Regions from separate parts of the Homo sapiens genome. Here region 2 is linked to region 1. The links are chromatin loops, found by intact Hi-C in ENCODE. Cell type or tissue: heart right ventricle. All regions are shown on one strand. Each heading gives the region's core, and the rest is flanking DNA. Links, peaks and the distances in the headings are about the cores only. Region 1 overlaps SPTAN1 (spectrin alpha, non-erythrocytic 1). Region 2 overlaps GLE1 (GLE1 RNA export mediator).

Region 1 (2,910 bases), core at 278-2,777:
CATCCTTCAGTAATTTCAGCTCAGTTTACACATTAATTCCTCATTTTTCCTTTCCCAGTAGTCTTCTGGATTAGGAATTCCACTCTAATAATTTAATAATAATTAATAGTATCAATTGTGTACCTATTATTATATAATACTAAAATATATAACTATACAATATAAATATATCATAAATATAATTATAAATGAAATATAAAGATATTATTAATAATATAAATGATAATGATTTTCCTGATGTAAACTAGAGTAAATCTACCTGTGAAAGAACTAGAGTAGATCTACCTACTTGTAACTTGAAGACCACCAAAAAACCACTGTGAACTGTGGACTTTTCCCTACTGCCAGTTAAATTTACTATTTCCTCTCAGTTTAGGGATTATCTTTTAAAAATATTTTTATTCAGCGCTCCATAAGGTCTCTAACTTGTCTAAACTCTATGGAAGAGCCAGATCCCACAGAGCCAGTTGTGATCTGATTAAAACTCTGATTTGAAACTTTCAGACCCGTTTGATGGAGCTGCACCGCCAGTGGGAATTACTTTTGGAGAAGATGCGAGAAAAAGGAATCAAACTGCTGCAGGCCCAGAAGTTGGTGCAGTACTTACGAGAATGTGAGGACGTGATGGACTGGATCAATGACAAGGCACGTTTTGGGAAGAAGGGTTTGCTAAGCTTTACTCAAAGAAAAGGGAAGAGACTCCTCTGTGATCTGTAGTGAGACCCAGTGTTAGCACAGATACGGCCATTTTAAGTAAAAGGGTGGAAGTGGGGTTGCTGTCTCTCCAGCTGCTCTCTAGGTGTATGTGCTATTCTGTAACTCTGAAGCCTGGAGTCGCTGAGACAGAAATGCCGTGAACTCAACCTCTTAACTTTCTGTGGGAGGAACTAAAATCACAAACCACAGACAAAACTGTATCCATTAAAGCTAACATGGCTCCGTCCCTAATGTGTCTGTTTGATGTTTCTGGAAGCCATTGTTAACAAATGTTGGTTGGTGACTCTGGCTCTCTTATGGTCCCTGAATAGGAAGCAATTGTTACTTCTGAAGAGCTGGGCCAGGATCTGGAGCATGTAGAGGTTTTACAGAAGAAATTTGAAGAGTTTCAAACAGATATGGCTGCTCATGAAGAAAGAGTTAATGAAGTGAACCAGTTTGCTGCCAAACTCATACAGGTAAATAGCAAAGTGCTGTATGCTTCTCACAACATTATTATGTTAACTTTTTAGTATATTCAGGATAAAATTTTGATGATTGGTCCCCTAATTTCTGAGTGAGCAAGTTTTTGTAAGCATGTCTGAGAGTTTTGTTTAGATGTGAGGCACAATACTGATTACTCCTAAATTGGAAAATGCTTTTCAATGTGTTGCCTTGGGCAGGAAGGGCAGAGTTCATTTGATCTGTTTCCTCTACCCACTTTTGGGTAGGGCTGGGTGAAGCTTTTATTGGACTGCTGAAGCTAGGTCTCAGGGTTTCTCAGACGAGGGTGTGGTGGTGAATGCTAAGTTAGTATTGGCAGATGTCCACCAATGCATTAGGGCTCTTGCCTTCCTTTTTTATTTGAAGCTTCCCTGGGCTCTCTTGGGAGCCTGGGAGAACCTTGTCGTGAATAGGCTCTCCACTCTGGCGCTGGAGCCCATTAAGAGGGAATGACAACCCTTCCCCAGTGCCCACGTGTACAATCCTGTAAGCTGCTTCCACTACGAGTCCAAAGGGTTCCAAAGACATCAAGTACTCGGAACCAGAGAGTTTTTACTTTTAGGGAAATTTGATTTGGGGGGTACAAATTTTAAGTGTATAAATCTGCTTATAGGCTGGTACTTGTTTCCATTTTCTGGCCAGTGATTAAGAGAAAGATACCCGGCATTCCTCAGAAATATCTCACCCTTCCACAGTGACAGATGTGTTGCTTTTCCAAACCCTAAGCTTTCCTGCGGTTGAGCTTGAGAAAAGTAGTCAGGCCAAACCCATGGTATCCCAGATGGATTCAAGAACCCTGAAATGCTTCATTTTATTACTTTGTATCATATTTTTTAAAACACCAAAATGTGGTTGGTAGGGAAGGATACTTTTAAAGAAATGTCTCTAAGCTTGATGCAGTGGCACCTGCCTATAGACCCAGCTACTCTACTCAGACTCAGGCTGACAAGACAGGATCACTTGAGACCAGCCTGGGTAACATAGCAAGACCCTGTCTCAAAAAAGAAAAAAAGAAATGTCGTCAGTCTAAAGCCAGGGACAAACTCTTGAGCCCCGAAAATTATGTTTATGTGCAAGAATGCTTAACAGCCTCATGAACATCTGAAATACCAAATTTTCAAGCAGTTAGGGTAGATGAGTACATTGATAAAGTTACCACACAGTTGTTGCCAAACTATTTATTAACATAAAGGTTTTTGGCACTTTTGCACATAACCACCTTATAGACTAACCACACTACTCCAAAAGATAGAGAATGGCTCTCCCCTTTTTACATAAGAAATAGAAACTCTTTGGAGTTGTAGTTCACTTTGTATCATGTTGACCATTATTTCTTGTGATTCTCTTCAGAGTGGTGATTTGCTGAGATGCTTCAAGGAACCAACCCCAGGGTAACTAGTTGGAGGAGCCAGAAGTTGTGTACAAATCCAGTCTCTTCTCTTCCTTGTTTAGGAGCAGCACCCTGAGGAGGAACTGATCAAGACTAAGCAGGATGAAGTCAATGCAGCCTGGCAGCGGCTGAAGGGCCTGGCTCTGCAGAGGCAGGGGAAGCTCTTTGGGGCAGCAGAAGTTCAGCGCTTTAACAGGTGTCAAGCCAGAGTGGGCTTTGGGGAATGGGTCTCAACCTGGAGGGGAGTTGTGAAGCACAGGGCATGTGCTGGTGAGCTGTCGAGGCTGACTAGGCCTTGGTCCCATGGGGTGTTCCTAGTT
Region 2 (2,910 bases), core at 295-2,794, 61 kb before region 1:
ATCTACATTCTGCATCTTTCTGCTTGACATTATTTATTATTATTTTTCAAACATCTCCCCCACATAGGATTGATTATTTTTGACTCAATCTAGTGTCCCAAACATGGGGCTTTGCCTCTCCATTTCTCAGTTATTGGTTTCATTGTTGAGATAGATTAGGTGGCAAGATGGCTACTGGTAGCCCTGGACTCAGCATCTTCTTAGGTTAGCATTCCCAGATAGCTTCATCAGAAAAGTTCAAAGATATCCATGTCAGGTGTGTTAATGAAAATAAAAAAGCTGGGTGTGGAATCCCAGGACTTTGGGAGGCCAAGGCAGGTGGAACATTTGAGCTCAGGCATTCGAGACTAGCCTGCGCAACATGGGGAAACTCCATATTTACAAAAAAATTACCTGAACATGATGGCTCATGCCTACGGTCCCAGCTACTCAGAAGGCTGAGGTAGGAGGATCCTTGATCCTGGAAGGTCATGGCTGCAGTGAGCCTAGATAGCACGACTGTATGCCAGCACGGGTGATAGAGTAAGACCCTGTCTCAAAAAAAAAAAAAAGAAAAGAAAAAAGGCGGGGTGCGGTGGCTCACGCCTGTAATCCCAGCACTTTGGAAGGCCAAGGCGGGTGGATCACGAGGTCAAGAGATCAAGACCATCCTGGCTAACATGGTGAAACACCATCTCTACTAAAAATACAAAAAAAATTATCCTGGCGTGGTGGAGGGTTCCTGTAGTCCCAGCTACTTGGGAGGCTGAGGCAGGAGAATGGCATGAACCCGGGAGGCAGAGCTTGCAGTGAGCCGAGATTGCGCTACTGCACTCCAGCCTGGGCAACAGAGTGAGACTCCATCTCAAAAAAAAAAAAAAAGAAAAAGAAAAAGAAAAAAAATAGGCCAGGCATAGTGGCTCATGCCTGTAATTGTAGCACTTTGGGAGCCTGAGGTAGGAGGCTTGCCTGAGACTAGGAGTTTGGGACCAGCCTGGGCAACATGACAAAACCCTGTCTCTACAAAAAAATACAAAAATTAGCCAGGTGTGGTGGCGTGCGCCAGTGGTCCCAGCTACTTGTGAGACTGAGGCAGGAGGATCAATTGAAGCTGGAAGGTCCAGGCTGTAATGATCCGTGATCACGCCACTATACTCCAGCCTGGGAAACAGAGTGAGATCTTGTTTCAAAAAAAAAAAAAAAAAAAAACTTAGAAAAGTTCAAAGATGAACTCTGGCCTTCAGGTCATATTTTTCATTCCTCAAGTCCATACTGGGTGTAGGAGGATAGCAGACTTTTTTTTTTTTTTTTTTTGAGACGGAGTCTCTGTATCCCAGGCTAGAGTGCAGTCGTACGATCTCTGCGCACTGCAAGCTCCACCTCCCAGGTTCACGCCATTCTCCCGCCTCAGCCTCCCGAGTAGCTGGGACTACAGGCGCCCGCCACCATGCCTAGGCACGTGCCACCATGCCCGGCTAACTTGTGTATGTTTGGTAGAGACAGAGTATGTCTTGTGTATGTTTAGTAGAGACAGGGTTTAGTAGAGACAGGGTATGTCTTGTGTATGTTTAGTAGAGACAGGGTTTCACCATGTTGGTCAGGATAGTCTCAAACTCCTGACCTTGTAATCCGCCCACCACAGCCTCCCAAAGTGCTGGGGAAAAAGGTGCCTGGCCTTTTTTTTGAGATGGAGTCTTGCTCTGTCGCCCAGGCTGGAGTGCAGTGGCGCGATCTCAGCTCACTACAGCCTCCGCCTCCTGGGTTCAAGGGATTCTCCTGCCTTAGCCTGCCTCCTCAGTAGCTGGGATTATAGGTGCGTGCCACCACGCCTGGCTAATTTTTGTGTTTTTAGTAGGGACGGGGTTTCACCATGTTGGTCAGGATGGTCTCGAACTCCTGACTTTGTGATCCGCCCACCTCTGCCTCCCAAAGTACTGGGATTACAGGCGTGAGCCACCACACCCGGCCTGAGGATAGAGTACTTTGATAGCCAGCTTTCTCCTGAAGCCAGGAGGATGGAAGCTTAGGGATGTAGGTTGGGGATACTCCATCCAAAGCATCCCAGGATAAATGGACACTGATCTGAAGAAAGGGGAAACATTTTCTAGGCAGAGTAAAACAAACAAGTCAAAAAAAACATAGAAAAACCCAAAAAATCACCCAAAGTAACAAACATCAATTTATTAAAGAAAACAATTAGAACAAAGTCAATGTCATTCATGAAAAGCACACTAGTTCTGACCTAAATTTTTTTTTTGCTCTTGTTATTGGTGGTTGTTCATAAGTTGGGATGTGGTCTTTGTCTAGAAGAGATAACACCAACTTTACCATATTAAAAACTTATTTTTTAATTATTTTTCCATTTTCTGCTCATATAGGGCAAAGATGAGTCCCAGCACACAGAATCTATGGTACTTCAGTCCTCACGGGGGATCAAAGTGGAAGGCTGCGTCCGAATGTACGAACTGGTACACAGAATGAAAGGAACAGTAAGTGAACCCATGAAGGAAGGCAGCCTTGATCCTGCGAGCCACATTTAACTGCAGTTCCCCAGGGCGTAGGAATGGGCACTGTATGCTACTCATCCTTCCCACCTACTGTTTAGTTTTGGGGGTAGTGTAATAGAGGTCAGGAGTGAGTGCTCTGAAGTCAAGTCTGGTTTCAGATCCTGGCTGTTACATTTTACATGTGACTTTGGGAAAATTACTTAGCCTTTTCTGGCTTCCATTTACTTCTCCAAAATTTGGAAATGGTCTGGGATTGTTAGATAAGCTTATTCTGAGAAAATGGGACCTTAGCCTCTTTTTTTTTTTTTTTGAGGTGGAGTTTTTGCTCTTGTTGCCCAGGCTGGACTGGACTACAGTGGTGTAATCTTGGCTCACTGCAACCTCCACCTCCCAGGTTCAAGTGATTCTCCTGCCTCAGCCTCCC

What was found. Hi-C counts contacts between places; a loop is a spot of excess contacts. Peaks named below come from ENCODE experiments on the same cell type or tissue, not always from the same donor. Only the 100,000 strongest peaks of a DNase experiment are listed, where the experiment ranks them.
Region 2: it touches region 1 in a loop (1.9-fold over the local background); 7 of 110 quality-filtered maps call a loop at or near these places.

Annotation. Positions count from the first base shown.
Region 1 is chr9:128,574,171-128,577,080 of GRCh38, forward strand. SPTAN1 (spectrin alpha, non-erythrocytic 1) reads left to right here. Exons shown (of 57, transcript NM_001130438.3): 4 at 505-645; 5 at 1,029-1,175; 6 at 2,653-2,786. Among named protein-coding and RNA genes, the nearest start is that of SPTAN1, 23 kb to the left of the region's middle. In heart right ventricle, for the core only: no CTCF peak of the experiment used is centred there; a DNase peak (open chromatin) is centred at 1,585; H3K27ac peaks cover 2,310 bases.
Region 2 is chr9:128,513,172-128,516,081 of GRCh38, forward strand. It overlaps GLE1 (GLE1 RNA export mediator), which reads left to right. Exons shown (of 16, transcript NM_001003722.2): 3 at 2,358-2,468. Among named protein-coding and RNA genes, the nearest start is that of GLE1, 9.9 kb to the left of the region's middle. In heart right ventricle, for the core only: no CTCF peak of the experiment used is centred there; no DNase peak of the experiment used is centred there.